Linked DNA regions of Mus musculus: regions 1, 2, 3, 4 and 5 are each linked to region 6. Evidence: chromatin loops called from intact Hi-C (ENCODE). Cell type or tissue: heart. All regions are shown on one strand.

The links. Peaks named below come from ENCODE experiments on the same cell type or tissue, not always from the same donor. Only the 100,000 strongest peaks of a DNase experiment are listed, where the experiment ranks them.
Region 1: it touches region 6 in a loop (6-fold over the local background); 17 of 42 quality-filtered maps call a loop at or near these places.
Region 2: a loop joins it to region 6, with 2.3 times the contacts of the local background. A loop is called at or near these places in 3 of 42 quality-filtered maps.
Region 3: a loop joins it to region 6, with 4 times the contacts of the local background. A loop is called at or near these places in 32 of 42 quality-filtered maps.
Region 4: it touches region 6 in a loop (2.2-fold over the local background); 8 of 42 quality-filtered maps call a loop at or near these places.
Region 5: a loop joins it to region 6, with 2.5 times the contacts of the local background. A loop is called at or near these places in 5 of 42 quality-filtered maps.

Annotation. Positions count from the first base shown.
Region 1 is chr4:115,055,249-115,059,248 of GRCm38, forward strand. Tal1 (T cell acute lymphocytic leukemia 1) reads left to right here and starts at 2,563. Exons shown (of 5, transcript NM_001287388.1): 1 at 2,563-2,623. Gm52674 (a long non-coding RNA gene) reads right to left here and starts at 333. Exons shown (of 3, transcript XR_003955097.1): 1 at 1-333. Gm33786 (a long non-coding RNA gene) reads right to left here. Exons shown (of 2, transcript XR_376559.3): 1 at 2,809-4,000; 2 at 2,374-2,661. In heart, no CTCF peak of the experiment used is centred here; DNase peaks (open chromatin) are centred at 1,263, 1,733, 2,273, 2,713 and 1 weaker place; H3K4me3 peaks cover 3,135 bases; H3K27ac peaks cover 3,941 bases; H3K27me3 peaks cover 2,094 bases.
Region 2 is chr4:114,403,354-114,407,353 of GRCm38, forward strand. Trabd2b (TraB domain containing 2B) reads left to right here and starts at 3,371. Exons shown (of 7, transcript NM_001085549.1): 1 at 3,371-3,566. The coding sequence starts at 3,465. In heart, a CTCF peak has its summit at 2,473 (motif pointing left); DNase peaks (open chromatin) are centred at 2,498, 3,398 and 3,628; H3K4me3 peaks cover 1,653 bases; H3K27ac peaks cover 1,573 bases; H3K27me3 peaks cover 2,729 bases.
Region 3 is chr4:114,664,004-114,668,003 of GRCm38, forward strand. The region is part of intron 1 of Gm33655 (a long non-coding RNA gene); the gene reads right to left. Among named protein-coding and RNA genes, the nearest start is that of Gm12829, 14 kb to the right of the region's middle. In heart, no CTCF peak of the experiment used is centred here; DNase peaks (open chromatin) are centred at 208 and 1,858; H3K4me3 peaks cover 1,472 bases; H3K27ac peaks cover 561 bases; H3K27me3 peaks cover 3,786 bases.
Region 4 is chr4:114,646,006-114,650,005 of GRCm38, forward strand. The region is part of intron 1 of Gm33655 (a long non-coding RNA gene); the gene reads right to left. Among named protein-coding and RNA genes, the nearest start is that of Gm12829, 32 kb to the right of the region's middle. In heart, a CTCF peak has its summit at 1,878 (motif pointing right); no DNase peak of the experiment used is centred here; H3K4me3 peaks cover 469 bases; H3K27ac peaks cover 607 bases; H3K27me3 peaks cover 3,716 bases.
Region 5 is chr4:114,985,479-114,989,478 of GRCm38, forward strand. It overlaps Cmpk1 (cytidine monophosphate (UMP-CMP) kinase 1), which reads right to left and starts at 1,750. Exons shown (of 6, transcript NM_025647.3): 1 at 1,488-1,750. The coding sequence starts at 1,655. In heart, no CTCF peak of the experiment used is centred here; DNase peaks (open chromatin) are centred at 1,403 and 1,573; H3K4me3 peaks cover 2,537 bases; H3K27ac peaks cover 2,195 bases.
Region 6 is chr4:114,906,552-114,910,551 of GRCm38, forward strand. It overlaps Foxd2 (forkhead box D2), which reads right to left and starts at 2,347. Exons shown (of 1, transcript NM_008593.3): 1 at 1-2,347. The coding sequence starts at 2,270. The coding sequence ends at 792. Foxd2os (forkhead box D2, opposite strand) reads left to right here and starts at 2,706. Exons shown (of 4, transcript NR_030721.2): 1 at 2,706-3,107. In heart, CTCF peaks have their summits at 2,475 (motif pointing left) and 3,719; DNase peaks (open chromatin) are centred at 2,060, 2,550 and 2,650; H3K4me3 peaks cover 3,615 bases; H3K27ac peaks cover 2,344 bases; H3K27me3 peaks cover 3,914 bases.

The DNA.
Region 1 (4,000 bases), 150 kb after region 6:
CTATGAACCCGTGGCTGGTGGCTGACCTGGCTCTCTATACCAGGCTGTCTTTGAATTCGTGGGTGTCCACCTCCCTCTGCCTCCCAAACACCACCATGTGTCCACCATGGTCTCACTCACATAGCCCAAACTGGCCAAGAATTCTGCTATTTTTGCCCTTATCTTTTGGATTACAACAGCCAGTTTCCACCATCATAGAAAGAAAAACCCAGATACTCCTCAGCCCATTGGGTTCCTACAATGTACCTATGGGCTTCAATGTCAAACTTCTTTCAAATCAGGCTTCTGTCCCTCACTAGAAATTTAATATTGAGTTATTGACACAGCCCTGTCACCCCCTCCCCCCACTGTTTTCTCACCTATAAATTAGGAATAATAAAAGCACCAATGGGGAGAAGTTGGATGAAGGGGGAAAAGTATCACTAAAGCACACTATTATTCAAAGGTGCCCTAATGATATCCAATTGTATGGTATTTAAAAAATAAAAAATAAAAGCATTACGAAACCGGGTGTGGTGGTGCATGCCTTTAATCCCAGCATTCCAGAGGCAGAGACAGGTGGATCCCTAAGTTCGAAGACAGCCTGGTCTACAGAAAGAGTTCCAGGACAGCCAAGGCTACACAGACAAACCCTATCTCAAACAAAACAACAAAAACCAAAAAGAGAAAGAAAAGAGCTAATTTAGAATTTTCTCATTTATACACCTGCTTATTTTTATTTTTGCAGTGCTGAGAATTGAGTCCTTGGCCTTGCACAAGATTGGCAAGCCCTCAAACTCCAGTCCTTAGGGATATTTAAGGAAAATCAAACTGTATAGTGCAAAGAAACAATGTACTAAGATTAAAGAGTGTGTTAAGGAACATGGGGGCTTGGGGATGGGTGGGGGGGTGTTCTGCTTTCATCCTGAAACCAAGCTTAAGGGGCATTTTCATCTCTCTATTGATATCTGTTCTGTCCCCCTATAGAGTCTTTTATCTTTGAGCAATTCCAGTTTTAGAGCGGTCAGGGGCCTGTGCTGATGAGGGTCAGCGAGGAACTGGGTGTTGAGATACGGAAAAAGGAGAAACAGACACTCTGGCTTTGGAGAAGACAGGAGAAAGAATGAAGAAGGGAGGGTTGGTTGGGAATGGGTCGGGAGACACGGTGGTCTTAAGAGGCTAGACAACGGCCAAAGCCGCTGAACGAGCATCTGGGAGGCGGAGATCCGAGTCGGGTTGTTTGTAGGGAGCGGGAATCCCGAGGGGCCAGGGGTGGGGAACGGGCGGAACCCGCCGGGTCCCAACGTGAGCGCTCAGCCCTCTCCTCTGCGCATTCCTGGGCCATCCCAGCGCCGCAACCCGTCCCCGCTCCCTCCGGAGAAATTGCCAAATTAAAATGAATCATTTGGCCCATAATGGCCGAGGCGCTTATCGGGGGCGGGCGGGCCCGAGGCGGCTCCTTATCTCGGCGGCGCACACGGCCGGCGCTAACGAGGCCGCGGGCGGGAGCGGGATTAGAGCGCGCGGCGAGGCGCGGGCGGGGGCTGCCCAACATGGCCACGCACACCCCCAAGGCGCAAAACGTGAGCGTCCCGGCCTTCTTCCCAGGGCCGGGAGACAGTCGCCTCCCGTGGAATTGCCCGTCCGTTTCCTCCGTCTTTCCCCATGCGCACTCCAGCCTCGGCTCCCTCTCCCCCGTCTCTTCCCGGGGGGCACTTTCCACGACGCCCCTCCGCTGCCCCTCCCGCCGGGGAGACTCTCTTCCTTCCTTCCCCTTTTCCCCTTGCGCAATAGACAGAAAAGCGCAAGGCGCTGGCGGCTTCCATTGCTTCTGGGCGGTGTGTGCGGGCGGCCGGGTTGAGAGTGCTTGCGTGAGCGGCAGGCTGCGGTGGCTACTCCCCGCGTGGGCTTTTGGCGATAGGTCGTGTGCGGGAGTGTGAAACCCTGCGCTGTCTGGGTGTGGAGATTCCGACCTCTCTGCGTTTTATTCGTTGTATGTAAATTGCCCTGTTTCTTTTCTCCACAAGGTCGGTCTGGTGTATCGCAGTGTGTGGCCTTGGACAAAGTGTTAGGCTGGTTTCGTTATGTCGGGCGGGTGTGATCCTCACCCTGTGAGGTTGTGTGTCTGTGAGCGTTTGCGTGTGACTGATGTCGCTGTGTCATGTTGGACAGTATGCCGGTCTGCCTACACCGGCTTGTGGGACAGAGCTAGCTCGTGTTCATCTGCTTCCCTCCTCTGGGCCTGGACCATGTGTGGTCCTGTCCAACAAGAGTCCTATGCCTGTGTGCCTGTGTCCTTTAGAGGTGCGTTTGCAAATCGCTGGGGGCGGGAGTGGGGGGAGGGCGAGCGAGAGATCGAGGCGCTGGTGGGGGCGTCAGCATGGGGGCGGGGAGTGGGATTTCACATTTTATTCCAAATTATGATGTATTCGGGAGCCAGTGTTGGCTCGGATGGGCGGACAGAGCCCAGTGGGCGGCAGCTCTGTCCGGAGGCTGTCTGTGCCTTGGTGTTGCGGGGGTCCCCTGGTGTGTGCGGGGGGAATCTTCTAATCTGGAAGATGAGCCGCGCTCGCTGAGGCCAGCGTCTTCCCGCCCGCAGCGCCAGGCCTGGATTCGCGCTGCCCCTGGGTTTCGCCTATTTCTGGTCAGTTTCGCGGGTGCGTCCGCGGTGGTTGGGAGAGGCTGGGAAAGACAATGGGCACATTTTCCAGGTCTGGTGCCAGGGGTGGGGGTCCTCGGGATCGTCCCGGGGGACATTTTCTCAGTCCCTTTCCCATCCCGGTCCAGTCAGACCCCCTAGCAGGTTAGCTGCCCTTGGAGTCCACTTACGTTGGAAGGACCGCTTCAGGGCCACCTTAGCTGGACAAGAAGGATCGCGTTTTCCCCTTTTACTGCGATTGTTAATACCTTCGTCATCATCACCATCACCCTTAATATCCGCTTTTAATTAAAACAATCGAACAAAAAGCTCACCAGTTCTACCCTTTAGCTTCTTTGGAGGGAGAACAAAGCAGTCCTGTCCTGTCTTAGGCCCCTCCCTAGCTGCTTTTTTTTTTTTTCCCCTAACTTGCCAGGTTTGGGGTAGGGAAAGAAAATGAAGAGGTAGTCAGAATAAAGAGTCACTCCATAAAACAAACATTAGCCTCAAGTAACAACGGGAACGAGTGTATTCCCCGCGTCTCCCCTCCTCTTCCCTCCTTCTCTGGATTAGCAAGGAGAAAGAAAACCTCCCGCACTGAATTGAAAGCCAGGGAGGAGGCAGTTCTGAGCTTCCGCCAAAGCCGCAGCGGAGAGAAGGAAGCCTTCGCAATTAACCCAAGACTTCGATGTGCCATTGGGCGGTGGACATCTCAGGCAAAACAATTAAAAAAAAAAAAGGAGGCGAAAAATAAAAGCAAACGAAATCCAGCTACCGCTCTTGGAAGTGGCGTCGGTCTGCTTTGGCCCGTCTTTCCTTTTGCTTTGTTTATCGCTGCGAAACAGTATAAGAGGTGTAAGAGTTAACTCTCATCTACTGCCAGTCAAAACCCCGAAAGTCGAAAATCTTTTGCAAAGGTGGTGGAAGAAATGGTGAAATACCTTCCTTTATATCTCTGCATCCATTAGAAAGAAAACAAGGGACCCAGCTAAAACAGATAGAGCTCTCTCTCTCTCCCTTTCATCCCTGCAAGGGAAATAGGATCTTTGGAAACAGGTTCTGCCTTGTCCTGGGCAGGAACTTGAAAGATGGGGTCATGAGGAGTATGGGACCAGGGCTCCCAGGTTCTGACCCAGCAGCCAGGGCCTGAAAACTCTTGGGTTTTTGTTGTTGTTGTTGTTGTTGTTTTTGTTTTTGTTTTTGTTTTTCCATCCCGTTCTCTCCACCCTCGTCAAATAGAGAATTACATCTTCCTGCTCTGGCTAAGCCTGGGCTAAGGTTGTGGGGGCAACCCGCATAGAGACGTCCATGCTTAGAAAACAAATTCGGCCATACTGAATTAGACAGATCCGTTAGAGGGTTCGAACACGTTCTGGGCAGCCT
Region 2 (4,000 bases), 500 kb before region 6:
AGTGATCACTACCCTGCTTTTTGCCTCTGTACATATGCTCACTGCAGTGCTTTTTGAAGTCAAATAATATTTTATCTTGAATATGACTCTTTTAAAAAAATGTATGTCCTCCAAGTGTATAGTCTGATGTGTTGACACACCATGGTTGGCTTCCCACTCACTCACTCTCTAGCTGATGGACAGTTAGTTGGGTTGTTTCTACACTCTGGCTATTGTGAAGAACACATGAATGCATAGAGATTTGTGTTGATGTATGCTTTCATTTCCCTTGGATTGACACATTTATTTGCTCTCAGGTCTCATTAACAGTGTCAGTGCCTAAGGCAGTATCACACACATCGAGTCACTGAAAAACAGTGAAGCCAGGAAGAGGTCTGGAGAAAAACAGACTCCAAGAGGCTGTGGTCTACGCTTGCTGACTGCCCTACATGACATAGTAAAGGAGGAAGTTACAGCAGTTACCTCTGACAATTAGCCGCCAAAACCTTTATCATTTTAGGGGAAAAGACACGATCTGAGAGAACTTTTATTTGAAATACAGGGGGAAGGTATGAAAAACTACTAACTCATAGTCACACATACCATCACTTTAAGTTTGATCTGGTCGGTTTTGTACTCCCTATCTGCCATCTTCTAATTCCCCAGTGAAGACCATGTTCCTATCTCTCTGTGGAAGCAGACTCTCACTCTAACCAACTCACTGCTCTTTCGAAGCAGATGGGTGGCTTTAGGGGGAAAGGGGCTGAGTCAGGGCAGTATCTCTCAAGAACCTCTCTTTGTTATGACTGCAGATCTCAGAACTCTGTGTGTGAGAGACAGAGCTACTACATTATGCCCTGGTGTCCTGTTTTCTGGGCACTCTGGTTTGCTTAGCATCTGTCACCAAGCAGGTATGTGGGATAAGAGGCTGAGCAGAACAAGTTGCTCCTGATATCTAGCAGTTTGAACTGTAGGCAATTGCAAAGAAAAAAGTGGAAATTTCACAGCCACCTCTGGTGCTTACATCCTTCACTTTTAGTCCAGTTCTTAGTTGCTCGCATTCTAGGCTCGGAGAGGCAAGTCATTCTGCTTCACTCACACTTTGAGCCTTCCTTTCTCTAGTGGTTCCATGTGCAACCGAGGCAGGAGTGGAGAGAGGGGAGGAGGGCCCTTAGCTGGGAGCCAAAAGGCCTAGGATCAGGCCTTGGCTTCCACTGGCCACTCTGCCTCTACTTTGTTCCCTCAATCATGAGCCCTGTAAGTAAAGATATAACCTAGCCACTTGCAAATTTGAATCTTGGAGTATCTTCCCATGACTGTATACATACAAAGGCATGCTCTCAGGCCTGGCATGATGACACAGGTTCTGGCCATCTGCTTTCTGTAGGCAGTCCCTTGAAGGCCCTTTTATCCCACTTTTATACCTTGGCAGCAGGTGATCCATCTGCTTCACTCCCTCCTCCTCCTCCTCCTCCTCCTCCTCCTCCTCCTCCTCCTCCTCCTCCTTCTTCTTCTTCTTCTTCTTCTTCTTCTTCTTCTTCTTCTTCTTTTTTCAAGACAGGGTTTCACTGTATAGCCCTGGCTGTCCTGGAACTCACTTTGTAGACCAGGCTGCCCTCTGCCTCCTGAGTGCTGCTGGGATTAAAGGCATGCGCCACCACACCCGGCCACTTCACTCCCTTCTATTAGCTACTGCTGATTTAAAGATCTTAAAGATCATCTCCTAGGGCTTTGCCCTGACTCCAGGGCACCTCTGATATACCTCAAAGTGCCTACCCATAGCCTGTCCTGCTGACTGCTTATGCTCACTAGGCCTCGCAGATCTGCTCTGAGAAACTCACCCATATCCCCAAATTTGTCTCAGCCTGACTTCCACCTCTTAGCCTGAGGTCCATTGAGCCTGCCTCAGGAACCCTTCCTCTGCCTGCCTTTTCTTGGTCTTCTGCTATGATTGTATTTTAATTGTCTACTTGCATATCTCATCATGTCTGTCAGCTATAGACTTCTGATAATATCACACAATTTATCTTTAACCTCCAATATCAGGATAGAGTCTTAGCAAATCTTGTTTAACAACAGCGGTGTGTGTGTGTGTGTGTGTGTGTGTGTGTGTGTACACCCAGAGAAACAGACAGGAGAATGACTGACTGAATGGAGCTTCCAAGGAATTCTAATTGTTTTATGTTCTTTAGACATGTTTTAATTTAATGTAGTGGGTCTTTGCAGAGTGCCTAGGAACACATGTGGTGGTGTTAGGCACAGCAGCATGACAAAACGTTGTAAGCAAATACCACGTTTTCTGGATCTCCAGTGACCATCTCATTCTCCGATATACCTCGAAGTGCCTACACAAATCCTGTCCTGTTAACTGCTTACTCTCGCCAGGCCTCGCAGATGTGCTCTGAGAAACTGGCCCATGTTCCCAAATTTGTCTCAGCCTGACCATTGGACTTCCACCTTAACCCAAGGTCCACTGAGCCAGACGCCCTCTGGCGGTAGCGCTCAGGAGCTACATCCCGGCGCAGAGCTGGAGAGAGGAGAGGAAAGGAGAGGGAGGAGGGAGGAGGCGCAGGCAGGGGAGGAGAGGAAAAAGTTGCGCTGGGAAGTTTGGAAAGTTGGGAAGTGGCTGCTGCGGGCTTCGCCTCCCTCCGCGCGCGTGCGAGGGAACGAGCGAGAGAGCGAGCGCGGAGCCAGCGAGCGCCTGCCATGCCCGGCAGACCCCGCCTCGCCGCGCCCGGGCGCCGAGCTCGCTCCGACTCCCTGCGGCCCGGCCCGGCCCGGCCCGCCGCGGCCCCGGCCCCCCGCCTCCCGCGCCGGGTCCTCCCCTCCCCCGCCCGGCGGCCCCAGCCCCCCGCCCGGCCCGGCTCCGCGCCGCTCTCCCGCCCTCCTCTCTCCCTCCCTCCCGGCCGCGGAGCAGCATGGCGGAGCCCGGGCAGCGGCCGCGCGGCCGCCCGCCGCCCCTCTGAGCCGGGCTCGGGGGCAGCCCGGCACCTCAGAGCAGACCCCCGCCCCGCCGCGCCCTCTGCCGCACTTGTCCCACTGCGCGCCCCCTGGAGCGCCGCGCACCCCTGGGACCCTTGCGCGCCCCGGGTGCCCAGCATAACCCGAGTTCCCCCGCTCACCCTGGAATCTCAGGACTGCCCCAGGAGCCCCGCGTACCCCTGGACCCTGACGCGGCTCCGGGACCCCCACGCGCTCTAGGACCCCTGCGCGCTCTCAGAATTCCGGGGCTCGGCCAACCCGGCTGCGCGCCCTGGTGAGGGGCCCCGCCCCAGAGGATCCCCCTCTTCCAACAGACCGGAGCCCCGCCCCAGAGAGACCCCCAGGTCCGACAGGGACATCCAGCCACGCCCCAGCGGGCTCCCAGCATCTCGCGCCTGGAGCCCTGTGCTCCAGAAGATCCTCGGTGCCCAGCTGGGGGCTCCCCGCCCTGCTGAGGGGGCGCTGCCCAAGAGGGACCCCCGCGTCCCGCGGGCCCCGGCAGGATGCACGCCGCCCTGGCGGGGCCGCTGCTAGCCGCCCTCCTTGCCACCGCCCGCGCCCGTCCGCAACCCCCCGACGGAGGACAGTGCCGGCCGCCTGGATCGGTGAGCGAGCACCAGCCCTGCCACTCTCCCGCCTGCCTGGACACTCCAGCCTGAGGGGCCAGGGTTTGGGACCAGCCTTCTCCATTCAGCCCACTCGCTCCACCTCCGCCCTCTGGGCACAGCCTGGGCTCCCTTCCCTAGCATCTGTCCTCCCGGACTCCAAGTCTGAGCCCAGCCCAGATGGTTCCTTCTCCACTCGCGGACAGTTTCCCCTAGACTTTTGGTCTTGGTTGGATGGATCCCCTCTCTGTGTCCGCTTCTAACTCTCCTGTCTTTTATCCTACCTTTACCCTTTGGTTGCCTTCTTCTGACTTCATCTTCCCAACACCTAGTACCCTTTTCTACACCCTGACTTCCAACCCTTTTGCTGTTTCATTCACACAGTGCCCCAGGCCAGGCATCCCTCCCTCTCCTTGACCCTTTTTCTGACCTAA
Region 3 (4,000 bases), 240 kb before region 6:
TCCACTGCATCCACTGATGTTGAAGGAAAGGACACAGCTCATTCTCTGAAACTGAACAGAATAAGAGTTACTGCAGCCTATCGGTGTGCTCTGAATTTGCTGCTGGTGGGTTGAGGAGCCTCAGAGGGCGCCTTGGGAGGGTTAGAGTCCTGCCTCTCAAAGCTGGGCACCCAGCCTAGGCAGCAGCACGTGGATCATGTGAGAGCTTCCAGCTCTCTAGCCTGCCTCTCTCATCTGCTGACTCCACTACAGCAAGGGACTCAGCAAGTACCGGCAAGGCTCATAGGGAAGTCTGCGGCTCTAGATAAGGGAGCCACAAGGCTTCTTCAGTCCCACACTCCTGGCTTAAGGTGGGGGGCAGGGTTGGCCCTTTATCTTATTAAAATTTTTTAAGCTTTTTAAAAATATTATATTTGTGCATGTTTGTATAATTCATGTGTGGATGCCCACGGAGGCCAGAAAAGGACACAGGATCCCCAAATGGTTCTCACCCTTCCTAATGCTGTGACCCTTTAATACAGTTCCTCATGCCAGGTGATCTCCCCCTCCCCCCCAACCATCAGATTATTTTTGTGGCTACTTTCATAACTGTAAGTTTGCAGCTGTTATGAGTCGTGATGTAAAGATCTGATATGCAGGATATCTGATATGTAATCCTAAGGAGATTGTGACCGACAGGTTAAGAACCTCTCCCCCAGATCTAGAGTTACAGATGGTTGTGAGCTGCTCAACCTGGGTCCTGGGAGCCAAACTCTGTTCTCTATAAGCAGCAAATGCTCGTAAGCACTGAGCCACTGCTCCAGCCCCAAGCTCCTAAGTTCTTTCCATTGTGTCACCACTAAAGGTCCCTGAGAGCCCTTCACCCTGACCCTGTTGAGTCTTATCCCCCACAGAACAAGAACCTACCATATCCTTCACTGTCATGGCTCACCAAGACAACCCCCATTTCCTGAGCATCCTCACTCTCATCTGTGAAAGCTCTGTGTGTGTGTGTGTGTGTGTGTGTGTGTGTGTGTGTGTGTGTGTGTGTGTGTGTTTACCTAGTGGCTACTGGCTTAGAGCTGATGTGTCCCTATCTTCAAGAAGGACAAGGCCTCAAAAGACTTGTTTAAGGCCCTAACTGAAGCTTCATTGAGACACCATTAACCAGTTCTGCTCACCGCATAGCAGCTGTCTCAGCCCTGAGGTTCCTGGTTTACAGACAGCCATGGGGGGCCTGGGGTGTAATCCTCAATTCCCAGCGACCCCCTCCCCTCAGCAAGTTCCCTCAGCAAGGGCCGCTTTCCTGTTTAAGACATCTTGCTTCCAGGAAAGTACCAGGATGTCAGTCCGTTCTCAGGAAGTCCTATCTAGATTCATCGAACCGCTCCATCCCTAGCAATCCCCAGGCACCACTACCAACTCTGGTTTGCCGGAGGTCTTGCCACCAAGACCCGACTGGACTCATTCCAGAATTTGATGTCTGAATCCTAGCCCAAGGGAACATTAGAAGGGGCAGCTGATCAGACCGGCTCGAGGCTCCACTACTCACTAGCGGCTTGCCCAGCTGGGCCTTAGCTGTTCTGTTTGTATAGTGGGAAATCAACCCTGCTCTATCAGCCTCACCGTACACCTGTAAAATTCAAGATCACAGGTAGAGGTATAGGAAAACAAAGTGGTACCAGATGCTCTGACCCAGTGTGCGCCATGCTTTGTAGCATGCTAAGTGTATATCCTTCTACTCTTCCTACTTAAGCTGTCCGGAATGCATGTGGCAAACAGGCAGCAGGCTTTTGATGCCTCCCTTATCCAAGACAGACCAGACCTAGAGTGTCCGACCTTGAGCCTGGTGCAGCTATCGCTGAGAACGCAAGAGGGCGCCATGGCCCCGTAGCGAGCCAGCTCAACCGACCTGCCAGCGTGCCATTTTCCCTCTCGCTCCAGGAGCTGTGCCCAGACAGCAGTTTCCAGGCTTCGCCAAACTCAGAGAAGTGCCTGGAAACCTGGAGAATCCAAGAGGGATGGCAGAGTGAGAGAGAGGCAGAGTCTGGGCTGGAAATATGATGTCCAAACAACACACTGCTTCCCGCGTTGTTTGACCTCTCTGACCTTCATCTACAATGGTGGAAATAAAATCTCTCCCTTGCCTCCCGGCCAACACAGCCGCCAAATGCTCCCCAGTCCACAGACGGAGATCTCAGTTCAGGCTTGCCTTACAAACTGTAAAAAGTGAAGCCTATTCTTCCCCTCTCCACCCCCCCCCCACCCCTTTTAACTTTATCTGAAGCCCCTTGGGTTCCCATTTTATGCGCATGCAAACTAAGGTTCGGAAAACTCCTTTGCGAGTCCAGTGGTTCATCCACGTATAGTTGGGCTGATCTCCGGACTCAGGCTCTAGACTACCTTCCTGGTCCCGCGTCATCCGCTTGGGTGGTGCTTAAGAGGCCACCAAAGCGCCGGAATGCGCAGCCAAACTCCACCAGGCCAGCATGCTCAGGGAGCAAGCAGGAGTGTTCGGACCTCAGATATGCTTTCAGCCTCTAGCTGGTCTACATGCCGCCACACGGAGATTCCTGGGCTGCCTCTCAAGTCTGTGGTCCAGGGGGCACCAGCACCCGGGGTCCCATGGGGTCTCCTGCGCCCTCCCCGAGCCCTTGCTCAACAGCTGGGCCAATGCGGTGGATGGCCGAGTCAGGTGGGCCCCAGCCCGCGCCCTGAACTAAGGCTGTTTGCACACATGTAATTAGTGCTAATTGCCCAGGGTTTTCAAAGCTTGCCGGCTCCCAGCGCGAGAGCCAGGCAGCCCGGAGCCGCTGCTCTTCACGTCAGCCCTCTCCACCCGGCTAGGGCCGCCCTTGATCCTGACGCCCAGTCGCCTGGCTATGTGCGCCCCAGGGTCTACGCGGCCGCCACGTGCGGGCCAACAACAGTTTTTGTGTCTCCAACGCGGTGCATCTGGAGAGGCCTCTGAGACAGGTTCGGGAAGCCGTGTGCAGATGGGTAGAGGCGGGAGTAGGGGCGACAGGGTTGTTCTGCTATGAAGGAGGATAGCACCAGCACCTGGCTCCCGTAGCCATTGCAGGTCCAGAAGGATCCCTGAAGTTATGGCTGCAGCTGCGCTGTGCAGCAAAGGTGTCTGTCACACACTGAACTCCCAAGCTGTCCTGTTCCGCAGGAACCGGCCATCAGCGTTTCTCACCTACAGGTGGCAGAGCCTAGGCGTAGAGATGTTAAGCAAGGGCGCCGCTCAATGGCCAGGGCGCAGGATTCAGGTTCTGCTCGAAGTCAGAGAGTCTGACTGCAGGGGGGGGGGGGGGGCGGGCAGGAAGGGAGAGTTTTGGCCTCAACCAGGCCTGGGCCTTTGCTCTCTGATCCGAGGCTTGTCCCTCCAGCCCTATCTGAGACCTGTTCAACCCTTAGGACTTTGACCCGTAAACCCCCCGATAGCCCGAGGGAAGCCACCACAACCTCAAAGGTCTTAGTTGAGGTGGGGGTGTTGGCTGCAGTTCCCTCCTTCCCTTGCCCTGGACTCTTGAGCCCACCCTGCTGAGCCTTTACTTGCTGGATTCCAGAGCATTTGTGTTGCTGCTGTGTTCCTCTCACCTCCGTTGCTGTTTTGCTCTGACTCTGTTTTCCACTGTCCTCTTGAGCCTTTGTCTATCATTGCCTCTCTCATCAGATCTCTGCCATGCAGCAAACAACCGCCACACACTCGCACGCGCGTGTACACACACACACACACACACACACACACACAGCCCCTGCAAGGAACACACACCGGCAGAATCCGCCTTTTCAATAAAAAAACGACAACTGGGAAACAGAGTGAATTAAAAAGCATTAACTTAAAAACAATCCATGTGTCTGCAAATGCATTCCAAATGGCAGCCCTTCAGGGCGGGGGGGGGGGTGTGAAGGGGGGAGCATGTTGGCCACATTTCTGGAATCCCAGATACATGGGATGAAGGGGGCTCAGGGCACCACACCCTAACCACCTGGGGCAGCAAGGTCTCAGGAGAGG
Region 4 (4,000 bases), 260 kb before region 6:
GGGACAGAGTGAACCCAGGAATAGTTTCAGAGGCAGAGCCCCCATCGTTGTATGCCAAGTTTAATTTAGACCCTGTGGGATCATGGGTAACAAAGTTCTTCCCCTCTGTAGCCCCCTCTCTGAAGAAAGAACAAAGCCCCTCCATGGACTCTCACATACTTCTCTAGATCTTGGAGAAATTAGGGTGTTGGTGGGCAAGATGGGAGTCAGCCAGAAGAACCCTCCAATCAGCAAATTTGGAAAGGGCATATCCCAGGAAGCTTGACTTGGCTAGGGTATCCCAGTCCCATCCCTACACAGCCTAAACACAGAGCTGAATTCTGGGTCACTGGGTGCAGGAGAAGACCTGGGCAGGGTCAATTTGGAGGCACATAGGTTCCCCATGTTAGAGTTAACAGGGTGAGCATGCATGAACCACCAGAGCCTTTTTGTCTGCTGCCCTCCAGCCCTGCATATTGCAGACACCCTGTGGCCTACATTTGTAAGTCACTCCAATCATTTAAGACCAACCCCCAAAGCGGTGTGGCAGGAAACATTTGTTAAACACTTCCACATCAAGTAAAACTCCGTCTGATCACAGTTCTGGGATTGCTGACTACATGAACTTGGGTAAACATCTTGCCTCCCTGAGCTTATGTTTGCCCACCAAAAGGCACGGCAAGAATGCTGTACAATAAGATACTTCCCATACCTAGCACAGGGCCTAGGGCATAGTCATTACTGAGCAATTAATAGCAATAATAATAACAGCAAATCCTGCCTTCTTTGCTTTCATTCTTTCCCAGCTCCCACTGGCCTCCCCCTCCCCCACCCCCACTCTGCAGCTAAACACGGATGGCACAGTGGTGATGTTTCCTATGTCATTTCTGTCCCTTGGATCAACTCTACACCTTGGCACTCTTCCCTTAAAGAGAGTTAAGAAGCTCGGAAACTGGAGCTGGGGTTTCTGCTCCCCCTTCCTCTCCCCGGGACCCAGGTTGTCCTCCTCGGGTACCCATAGGAGCACAATAAAGGCTGATTGGGCTAAATGGGCAATTTATGGCTTCTCTTTGAACAGGCCTTAGATGATTACCTTTTATGAGGCTTACACTTTAGACTCAAAACGTAAAACAGAAGCTCAGGCTAGGAAGCAAATAATGGGATATTTTATGTGCTGTTCTGGAACAAAAGTCCACAGCTTTATTGCGATGGCTGTAAAAAGAGCGTGATTGGAGAAGCTTTGATTGAGAAACACACATGGAAAGAACCGCAGGTCAGGAGACCGGAGGCTGTCCTGAGTTTCCCACCCTGTAGCACCACCTAGCCAGGCCTTATACTGTCTGTCTTCAAATGGCAAAACCAGGAACCACCCTCTGCACCATCCCCGCAGCAAGCCCTTCTCTATGATTCCTGAGTCCTCACATCTAAAATACCTTCTTCTCAGGGTTCACTGATTCTAAAACGTTGATTCTCCAGACATGACTAATCTAGGCTGCTCAAGTCACACTGTCTGAACCATCTCCGGATTCTAGAGTAGAAAGGGTGCAATGGTTGCAGGCACAGACCTAGAGCGTGGAGGCCTGGATTCAAGTTTCCACCCAGTGCTCATTAGAATGTGACTTAGGAAAAATCACAGTATATAATGAAAATAAAGATCAGCACAGTGGGATGAGGTGTTGGAGAGAAAGAGAAGAAACAGCTCACACAGGGGCTGCTGTTATGACTGACACGGAGAAATCTCTCTGAAGTTGAATGAGGTTGTTAGTGTTCAAACACTCAACGAATATAATGTCTCAAATAAAAGACCATCTAAAATATGCTGCCACATAGGAGTGTGCCTGAAATGTGTTCTGCAAGCCCAAAAATCCAGGAGCAGGGCTGTCAGCATAGCCATGGCCACCAGAGGGCAGGCTCTGGTTGCTGGTCTGCCAGCCCTGCGGGATCCAGGAACAGCACTGGGGCCAGTCCTTCTCCCCTCCTCCTGCTCTTTTAATTCTTTCCTCTTAGGGGACCAGAGATCAGAGGCATAGGGAGAAACTGTTGCAATTATTATGTTTTCCTGAAAACTCGAAACTAGCAATGCAAAATAAAAGGAGACCCTAAATGGTGTGTGATCTCTATGTGTGCAGTTTTAACACTGGGCTCCAGGCTGAGGCCTGGCCTAGGCTTTGGGGTCAGCATGTTGAAGGCTTCCCCAGCAGGTGATCCATTGTCCAGCTACCTAGTGTCTGACCCCCACCTCCATGTGATGCTGAGCTTAGAAAAGTTCGAGTGTCACACCCAGGCCATTCAGTGCAGAGACCAAGATTCAGGTGTGAACCTTCCAGAGACGGTGCTTTGTCCTAGATAAGCTGAGCCGAGCAGAGGCTAGCCCAGCTGAAGGAAACCAGGTAAGGAAGAGTGAGAGTCTGTTTTAGGAGTTCCTGGCTATTATATCTCTAAGACCATCCTTCAACTATTCTTGGGAAACGGATTTTAAAATGACACTCTGGGACCTTGCAGAGAAAGGATCTGACCCATTAAAGAGCTGGGGCCTGAAGTCAAGACATACCTAGGTACAGTACTAAACAGAAAGGATGCGGGCAATTGATAGTCTTCTGCGACCTTGGCCAAGGCCTGTTGGATGTCTGGCCTTCAGGTGACTATTCAGGACTAGGGTCAGTTGGGACAGCAGGAGAGGGCCTTGTGCTGGGGCACCCAGCGGGGCTCTTCCATGCCTGGGCAGCACTGTGGCCAATATTGACTTTTGTAAACACCATTTTGCACCGAGCTCAGGGCTAGGGCGGGGGCGCCCTGACCCGGGGGCGGAGGCAACGGCTCCGCATTTAGACGAGGCCATTAGCAGCGATCGATGGCTGCGCCGCGCGCTCTGGCCGCTGGGCGCTCCCAAATGAAGGTTAAGTTTGCTCTGCGCCCCTGCGAGGCAGGCCATGCGGCCGCATAATGGCCCCAGGACCGGCGGCGGCCCACATGCCCAGGTTAAGCTCAAGCGGCTTGGTGGGGAGGATGCAGAGAGAATGGAGCTTGTCGCTGCAGACACAGACAGGGAAGGCTGAGCAGGCATGCTTTAGAAATGTGAGCACCCTGGTCTGGCTCCCTGTGGGTCACTTGCTGGGCTCTTGTGGTACTTGTCTGATTGTTTGGTGTGTACTGGGCCTGTACCTTGGCTTCTGTGCACCTGTTGGAATGTATGGTCTGCGGTGTGTGTGTGTGTGTGTGTGTGTGTGTGTGTGTCCGTCCGTGTGTCCCTCCAGCCTGGTCCTGATCATCTAGAGGGGCTGCCTGGAACTCTGGAGCTAGCCTGTCTGGGAACCAAGAGGCCTGGATGCTACTTTTCTGACTGCCACCCCTCTCTATCCAGCCTAGATCTCATTCCTTAGAACCTGACGACCCTACCCTAGCCCGACAGGGACGTGTTCACACGTGTAGTTGTGAGTGCCTGGGCTGTGGGAGTAACTGGAGGCTGCGTGTGAAAGGGTATGGCTGTTCAGAAATGATGAGTCTGGTTCTGCAGCAGCTCCAGGCTGGAAAGTATCCCCTGGGCCCTGTTGAGCGTCTCTCTGTAACCTAGGCAGCTTTGTGCCACAAATCGACAGCTCAGAGCCAGGTTTCCTGGCAGTTTCATCTGTCAGCTCCACCTCAGATTGAGCACAGTTGCCACTTTGCATATTTAATGAGTGCCCCCAAAGTGCCAGTGTTTCGAAGCTGTCACATTAATTCTCATATTTACTCTTCTCTCCACTTTGTGCAAATGAGGAAATGGAGACTCGGAGAAGGGAACGAGTTGGCAAAACAATGAAAGCCGACCAGTGAAGGGAGTGGGGTTCAAACCGTGCTGCTTGTACCAGGTCCCTTCCTTGCACCTTGCTGGCCTGAGGCTGCGACCTTGGGCAACAGGCAATGTGAAGTGCCAGCTTCTTGGCAAGCTGCAGGAGGCTGTGTTCTAGAAGGCAGTCATCGGAATGTGATAGAGATAGGAAAGATTCCCCAGCCAGTCTCCCCACTAGAAGCTGAGTGCCTT
Region 5 (4,000 bases), 79 kb after region 6:
CTTAAACATTTGCATCTATGTGCAGGTGTGAGACCTCATTTAGCAGTCACAGATACAAAACAAGACATTTCATTTCTATTTTCTCCCTTCTTACAAAGTAACTTAGGCTAAAAGTAACTTCTCTGGGGCTAGGAAAAACAATAGCAATCTCTGGGGCTAGGAAAAACAATAGCAGGGTCAGGTCTTGAACTGCTTACCTGTTTTGACTCACTCCCTCCTTTACCATGCTATCTATATTTTAATCATTTTACTTATAAACTGAAACCATCCACTTGTCATTTGGCTTTCTAATAGATAAAACAAACAGAAGTAAAAATAAGGAGAAAAATTCTATGTGCTTTGTGATTAAACTGATTTTCCAAAGTTATCTGTAATTCTAGACATAACTGTAAAACACACAACTTTTAGACCACATTACTTTATTTATCTGTGGTTGTTCTTTAGAGAATAGACTATAGGGCAGGAGCTGAATATATGAACGTGGAAAAAAATACAAAGCAAATATAGGCCACGGCTTATAGGAAAAGAAGAAATTATCAAGTTCTGGGTCAAAACCTTTTATCAAGCACTCAATTTAAAGGTGAATGTTGGGTGTTTTTCCCCAACCCTGCCATTTCTTTCTGATTGTCTTGTTTTCCTTTAAAACACTGCCCAAGACAGTCCATTAAGCCTTCCTCACCGCATCATTACAGCTCATAGGGGCTAGAAAAAACAAGACAGTCCATCACTACAGCTAACACGGGCTAGAACCCATACCTGCTTGAGTTTAAAGTCTTTGCCTCTCTCCGTGTACATGCCACCCCTGACCTCAAATACTAAAAGAATGGAACTGGTAAACTTATGTCAAAACTTTAATTGTATTTAGTTATTTGTGTGGGCAAACCCTTGAGCTCTAGAGTGAACATCATAGGACAACTCGCGGGAGTGGGGTTGTGGTTCTCTGTGGGTCTCAGGGATGGAACGTGGTGGTAGGCGCCCTTACCCGTTCAGCCATCTCTGCAGTCCTAAAGCAAACATTATTTAAAAAATGATAAGAGGATTTTATAGTTGGGTGGTGTTTTACTTTCTCGGAGAGCAGAGTTTTTTATTTGCTTAGACAACTGAGGTTCACTGAGAGTGAGTGACTCACTCGCCCAAGGAAAAGGGCGTGAGTTGTCAGCTGGGCCAAAGGTTAGCGCCTGGGCTCTCACAAATCCGGCACTTTAACTACCACAAGATCCGGGTCGGGTTCCTCGAGGCCGGTTAGCCGGAGACTGACAGCCAGAGATGTAGCGAGAAGACCCGGATCCCAGGAGTGGAAGCAAGGGCGCGCGGAAACAAAGCACTCGTAGACTCGACGCCCCTCGGCCCGGGCGCGCGGTGGCCGTCGGGACTCGTAGTCCGCTCCCCACAGCGAGGGGCGCGGCCGCCAACGCGGCTGCTCCCTCCGGCCCCGGCCCGCTCCGCTCAGCCCGGGAGCTCTCCGTCGCCCTCCCGCACGGCCTCACCTCGACAATGCGCGCGCACTGGGTCCCCTTGCCCGCACCGGGCCCGCCCAAAACGAACACGACCAACGGCTTCATGAGGTGGAGAGGGAAGAGCCGCAGTGTGCGGGTCAGCGGCGGGCAGCTCGGGACCAGGACGTGCGGGAGCAGCCGACGACAGCTGCTCAGCATACAACGCGCTTCTGACAGCGGCCGGCGCGGCGGCGCGGGCGGGGCGGCAGGGAGGGGGCGGGCAGAGCGGGCGCCGGGGCCCCGCCGCCAGCTGCCGGCCGCCGTGACAGGAAGGGGCGGGGCCTCCGTGCGCTGCGCCAGCTTCCGCTCGCGGTTCCGGTTCTTCCTAACGTGGCTGGAGACCCAAGGCATTTCAGTTTCAGAACCTGGATTGACGTTTAGGCAGACCAGTGGTTCAATCTCCCGGGTTTCCCTTTCCCAAGAGAAGCGGCCTAACCGAAGAGGCAAGCACAGGAGTCAGTAGGAACAACGGCATTGTTGGGAAGGAAACCAAAGGAAAATGAGAACAGTTTGAGGTTTGCAAAGAAGGCCTCTAAAGAGGTGACCTTGGAACCAAGACTTGAGGACTGAAAAGAGCAGAGACTTGGATGCAGTGACCCGCCAAGAGAGAAGGGCATGTTAGAAGGTTAGGGCTGGATAAGTGGAATGGAAAGTCATTAATGGAGAGTTGAGTCGGTTATGGAAAAGCACTTAGGTTATATTCTAACCGCAGGGAAAGACTTTAAGCTTAGCTCTGTTACCCTGACTCGGGCCATTAGGGAAAACTCTGAAGAGAGAAGAAAAAGAGTGAAAACTGAGCCTGGATGAACACAAACCTTTGAAAATTGGAGTCGGCAGTGGTAGCATTTTCATGGAGTTTTTTATAGTAACAGAACAAAGCTATGAATCATGGCAATTTTTTTTTCAGATAACTTGGTAGAGATGGTTTCTAGCAAAGCTGGTACTGTTATTGGCCCCAGATGCCAAATGATGACGAGAGGGATGAGACAAGCTGATCCAAAGGTAGTGAGTTATCTCAATGGATGGTTCACAATCAGTTACAGATTAAACTTCCTTCCTCCTCACTGCTGCACTTGACTAGAGATAGAGTAAGACAAAGCCCACCTACCTCAGAACTCCCCCAGTGTGCTTTAAATTGGGCCTGCAAGCTCACTTCTCGGTCTTTCTTGGTAATGGGAGACCCCAGCATGCTGAACTTCTGCAAAATAAAACACTCTTTGTATTTACATACTTTTTGAATCCAGGGTGTCATTCTTTGAAAAGTCATGGACCCTTACAATCACATTCTTAGCCTTTGGGTTTGGAAGCTAGGATTCTGTTTGTATGTTACAAATGGACTTACCTAATAGTCACAAGAATGTTAGGTCACATAGAGGTGAACAATAAATGGTTGATTGGGGGCTAAGATAGATAATTTGGCTTTGGACCTACAATATTCCAGCTCCCCAAATAAGAAACCTGAAGTCAAAGGCTGAAGCAGGAAGATGATAGGTTTGAAGCCTGACTGTATTCCCAGCACTTGGGAGGCAAAGGCAGATGGAACTCTGTGAACTCAAGACCACCCTCATCTGGTTTACACTTTTAAGGTCCAGACCAGCCAGAGCTACATAGACTCCCATCTCCAAAACAATAATGAAACCCAAACAGCTCGATACAAAATTATATTTGCAGCAGCTGGTAGGTGGAGGTATGAAAAGAAGTATTTCACAGCCAGCTTCAACTACATAGCAAGTTCCAAGTCAGCTTGGGCTACATGAGACCCTGCTTAAAACAAAAAACAAACAAACAAAAAAATTTCAAAGCCAAAATAGGCCCAAGAATATTTAGCAATAAGAAGCAAGGAGCTTCCAGGTTTGTGTTTTTGTGCATGGAAAAACAGAGCACTTGAGACTTGAAAGAAACAAAACTAGTCCTGACTCTCTGTATTACCAACAGAAAGTAAGTGCCTTGTCTGGGGCATTGCCCCACTTTTGTACAGATATTAAAGCAGAGAGGATGGAGCGTGTACCAAGAGTACACAGGCCTTTCTTTAAGTCTTACTGCTAATTAGTCACTCTGGCCTTAGAAAACTACTAAAAATCCTTGCACTTTAAACTGGGACAAAAGTAAAATGAAAACTTGTCTAAGACCATCAAGAAGGAGTGGATAGTTGGGGGTGATGGTACACACCTTTAAAACCAGCACTCTGGAGGTAGAGGCAGTCGGATCTCTGATCTACAGAGCAGGTTCCAGGGTATCCAGAACTACACACAGAAACCCTATCTTGAAAGGAAAACAAATAAACAGAAAAAGCCCAAATGGACTCAATTCTTAAGATTGCAGGTTTTAGTTTGCTGACCACCTATGACCTAGAACACCTGATGGTAAATTTCAGTCCAAGCTCAGAAGGTTCCAACCCCCCTGCTAGGACACTAGCATATGAGAATAAGGAGAACCAGTCATACTAGGAAGAGGTGGCAGGAATATGAGACAGGCCATTCTAGAGCTAGGCATGGTGAGCATGC
Region 6 (4,000 bases):
CCACTCTCATTGCCTTTAACTACAATAAATATCACAGGGCCTGGGGCAGAGGAGAAGGCCAAGAGGACCGCTAGCCCTGGATGGCTGGGCCTATGGACCACGGGAAAAGCCAAAGAGGGCTTTTTTTAAAATAAAAAATAAAATAAAAAACAGCCAAACACCAGAGAGAAAACATTTTCCTCGGGGAAATGGGCTCTGCGGTTTCTTCAAGGATTGTGGAGACCCCGTTTCACTTCTCTTAGCTTCCCGACTGTGAAGAGCCTGCCTTAGGCTTGGAGGGAACCAGCTTCCTTGAAGAACAGCAAAAGGAACCAAAAAAATTTTTTTTGAAAATTTCTCTTAAGCACAAAGCAGATAACAGATGTCTTTAAATTATAATATTGGATGAGCGGGTCTCAAAGTTGAGGAAGGAATGGGGCAGTGGGTTTTTTCAAGCCATGGGTGATTCTGGCGCGATCCAACAACCGACAGGCGTATCTCTGCCAAAGCATTCTCTGACTGTGAAAGGCGCAAAGGCAAGACACAGAGAAGGTTCCTGCTCTCCTTTTTGATGCTCAAACAGAAAAGCGGTCTCCGCTTTAAACCTATTGCGTAGATCAGGGAGGCCAGGGAGCCCGCTTCGTCCCAACTGCCGGTGACATTCTGAGCTTGCAGCTTGAAGTGCCCGATAACGCGCGACGGCCTAGGTCTGGAGACTCTTCATAAATAGACTCCCTGAATTCCGCTGGGACCGGCCGAGCTCCCCAGAGAGGTTAAGGAGTGAGGGCCTAACTGGCCCGAGCCCGGTGCGGTCAAAAGTGGCAGCCACTGAGGCCCGCGACTTTGCTGGCAAACGAGGGCCCTGAAGACAGGAGTGAGTCCCCTGGGTGCGAGAGGCGGATGTGGCCAGCCACCGGAGTCAGGGCCGGGGCAGTCAGCATGGCCAAGACTTGGGCTTGACCCCCAGGACCTGCGGCTGCGGCGAATGGCGATCCCGGAGAACCGTCGCCGCTGCCCGGGGGTGCGGCCCCGCCACCACCGTGGCCCATGATGTGGTCTATAGAAAAGGAAGGCCTCTGGCCTGTCCCCGCGCCCCCGCCACCCGCACCACCGCCGGCGTCCGTCTTGAGGCCCTGACGCAGGAGTGCAGTGGACAGGCTAGCCGCTGTGCCAGCTGCGGGGGGACTCAAGGACGCGGGGTAGAAAGCCTTGGCGCAACCCAGCTCTGCGCCTAGGAAGGCAGGCAGCCCTGCGGGGCTCGGGCCAGATCCCGGGGCAGGCGCAGGGGCCGGCGCCGAGGCCGCGCTTGCGAAGACCGAGGCCGTCGGAGGTCCGGGAGGAGGCGCCGCGGCGCGGCCCGGGGGAACTGACAGCTGGCAAGGCGCGGTGGCGGCGAAGGCGAAGGCGTGCGGGTGCGGATGCGGGTGTGGGGCCGGGCCCGGTGGAGGTGCACCGTAGGCCGGGAGCGCCAGCCCGTAGCCGTAGCCGTAAGCGCCGTAAGCGGCGAAGCTCGAGAGGAAGGCGCCAGGGTCCCCGGCCGCGGCAGCCCCGCCACGCAACAGCAGCTCCGGGTGAGGATGCGGGTGTGGATGCGGTGGCGGCAGAGGCTGCCGCTTGAAGCGCTTGCGGCGCCGCAGGAAACTGCCGTTGTCGAACATGTCGGCCGACTCCGGGTCGAGCGTCCAGTAGTTGCCCTTGCCCGGGTTGCCCGGCTCGCGGGGGATCTTAACGAAGCAGTCGTTGAGGGAGAGGTTGTGGCGGATGCTATTCTGCCAGGCAGGGAACTTCTCCCGGTAGTAGGGGAAGCGGCCGCTGATGAACTCGCAGATCTCGCTCAGCGTCAGGCGCTTCTTGGGGCTCTGCAGGATGGCCATGGTGATGAGGGCGATGTACGAATAAGGTGGTTTCACCAGAGGGCTCCGTGTCGCCGCGCCCCCCGACGGCGGCCCGGGTCCCGGCCCCGGCCCCGTTGCGCCTCGGGCTGCCTGCACGCCGGGCCCCGGGCTTCCCGCTGCGGCCGCCGCCCCCCGGGGCGCTAGAGCGCGGGGCTCGCAGTCAGAGCAACCTCCCGACTCTTCCTCGTCCTCAGCCACGTCCGCCTCGGCTTCCTCCGGGGGAGGCTCGTGGCCGTGAGGGAGCACGTCCCGAGGGGCGCGGGGCCCGGAGCGGGCTGTGAGCTCCCCCCCACCGCTGCCGCCGCCCACCACGTCTATGTCTGCGTCGGGCTCAGACAGCGCGGCCGGGGAGCTCTCGGAGGACATGATCTCGCAGCAGCAGCTGCCCAGGGTCATGGTGCCGCCGCCGCCGCCGCCGCCTCCTCCGCCGCCTCCTCCGCCGCCGCTCTCCGGCTCCGCTCGGCCCGCGGCTCCGGCTCCGCCGTGCTGCCTCTCCGACCAGTGTGTTTTGCGCGCGGGCGGGGAGGGGGCGGAGGACAGGGAGGGGATGTCCCCTAGCTCCTCAGCGCCCCCTGGTGTTGAAACTCTAGGACTTTCACCCTGCAGGGCGCACCCAACCGGTGCTGCCCCGGGACTAGAAAACCAGGCACTGGAGAAGAGCAGTAAAGCAGCCCGTTACTCGGTCGAATCTGGGCTTCTGGGCCCCTAGACACATAAGTGGGGCTTCAGGAGATTAGTCCCTCCCGCCTGGTGGCAGCCTAAGGCGGAAGAACTGTGGGCCCGGGGCGGAGCTCTCTGGGCAGGGTGGGGCGGGGAAGGAAGGGGGCGGGCAGAGGTCCTCTGCTCCCGGGCCCGGCGGGAACAAACTGCCGCGGTGGCGGGAGCTAGGCTCGCTTGGCTGGAGGCGGGTCATCCTTCTCCTCGCAGCTCCCGCAACCCCGTGGCTCCCTGGAGCCACCACCACCTTCAGTGCGCTCAGTTACTGGAAGTCAAAGCTTATGCCGGCGCAGCTGCATCTGGTGGTGGCAGTGGCTACAAACCTCCTCTCCTCATCTCCCCAAGGCGGCGCCCGGGCCACCCGGGCCGAAGCGCGGATGGATCGCCAGTGAGCCGAGATGGCCAGACCGACGCCGCGGACAAGGACCTACTGGAGGCTAAGGGAGTTCTGGAGGACAAGTGAAGAGAGTGATCCAGAGGAACAAACTCGGGCGCCGGAAGATCCTACTCAGATAGGTGAGAAATGTCTGCGGTGGTCCTCTCTTTCCCCTCCAAGGCCCTGGCCCTGCCACTGTCCCCAGGAAGACCGTCTGCTCTCACTCCTCTTAGTGATTCGTCTCCGCATTCGCCGCATTCTCCGCACACCCACAGGTCCTTAGCTTGGGTTTGCAGGATTGATTTTTTTTTTTTTTTTTTTTTTTTTGTCTCAGCATCTCAATCTTTATAATTGTCTCTCTTGACCCCCGTGCATATCCTGCGGAAACTGAGTTTTCCTGGATGTTTGTTCCTAAGTCTAACAATCCCGCTCTTAATTTCCGGATTTAGAGACTCTTACAACAGAACTCTCACGGAGATGTCCCCCCGAAGAAACTTAACCTCATCCCTGGGCCAGTGTTGCCCTTTTATCTGGGGACTTTCTCCACAGAAGGTTGGTCCAGTATGCTTTTTCTGCTAGCCAGATTCTTTTGCCCATCTTTATCCCTCTTCCCTACTCTTCCTCTAGGACCCAGAAACAAGTTGCTCAGGTTTATACTGAGCCCATTTCAACCTCTTGGGGCTGGAAGGGATTGGGAGAAGGTAAGAACTGGACAGAGGCTGGCTGTTGCCTCAACAGCGCCTCACAGTGGCCAAGGCTCCAGCATAGGGGGCCTCAATACCTGCTGTGCACTCCCAGCGCTCTGTGACCCTCCTTAGGTAACTTCCTTTCAGGGCCCTACTTTCCTGGTGTGCACCGCAGGATTAAGAGCAGGACCGGGGGACTTAAACTGCTGGGATCCCAATTTTGGTTTCACCAGTTTCCAGCTGTCTCACCTGGCTAATTTTAATCTTTTTGCCTGACTCTTCCTCTAAAATAAAATTTAAAACACCTACCTCAAGCCTGACACGATGGTTAGCCCTTGCTTAAGTAA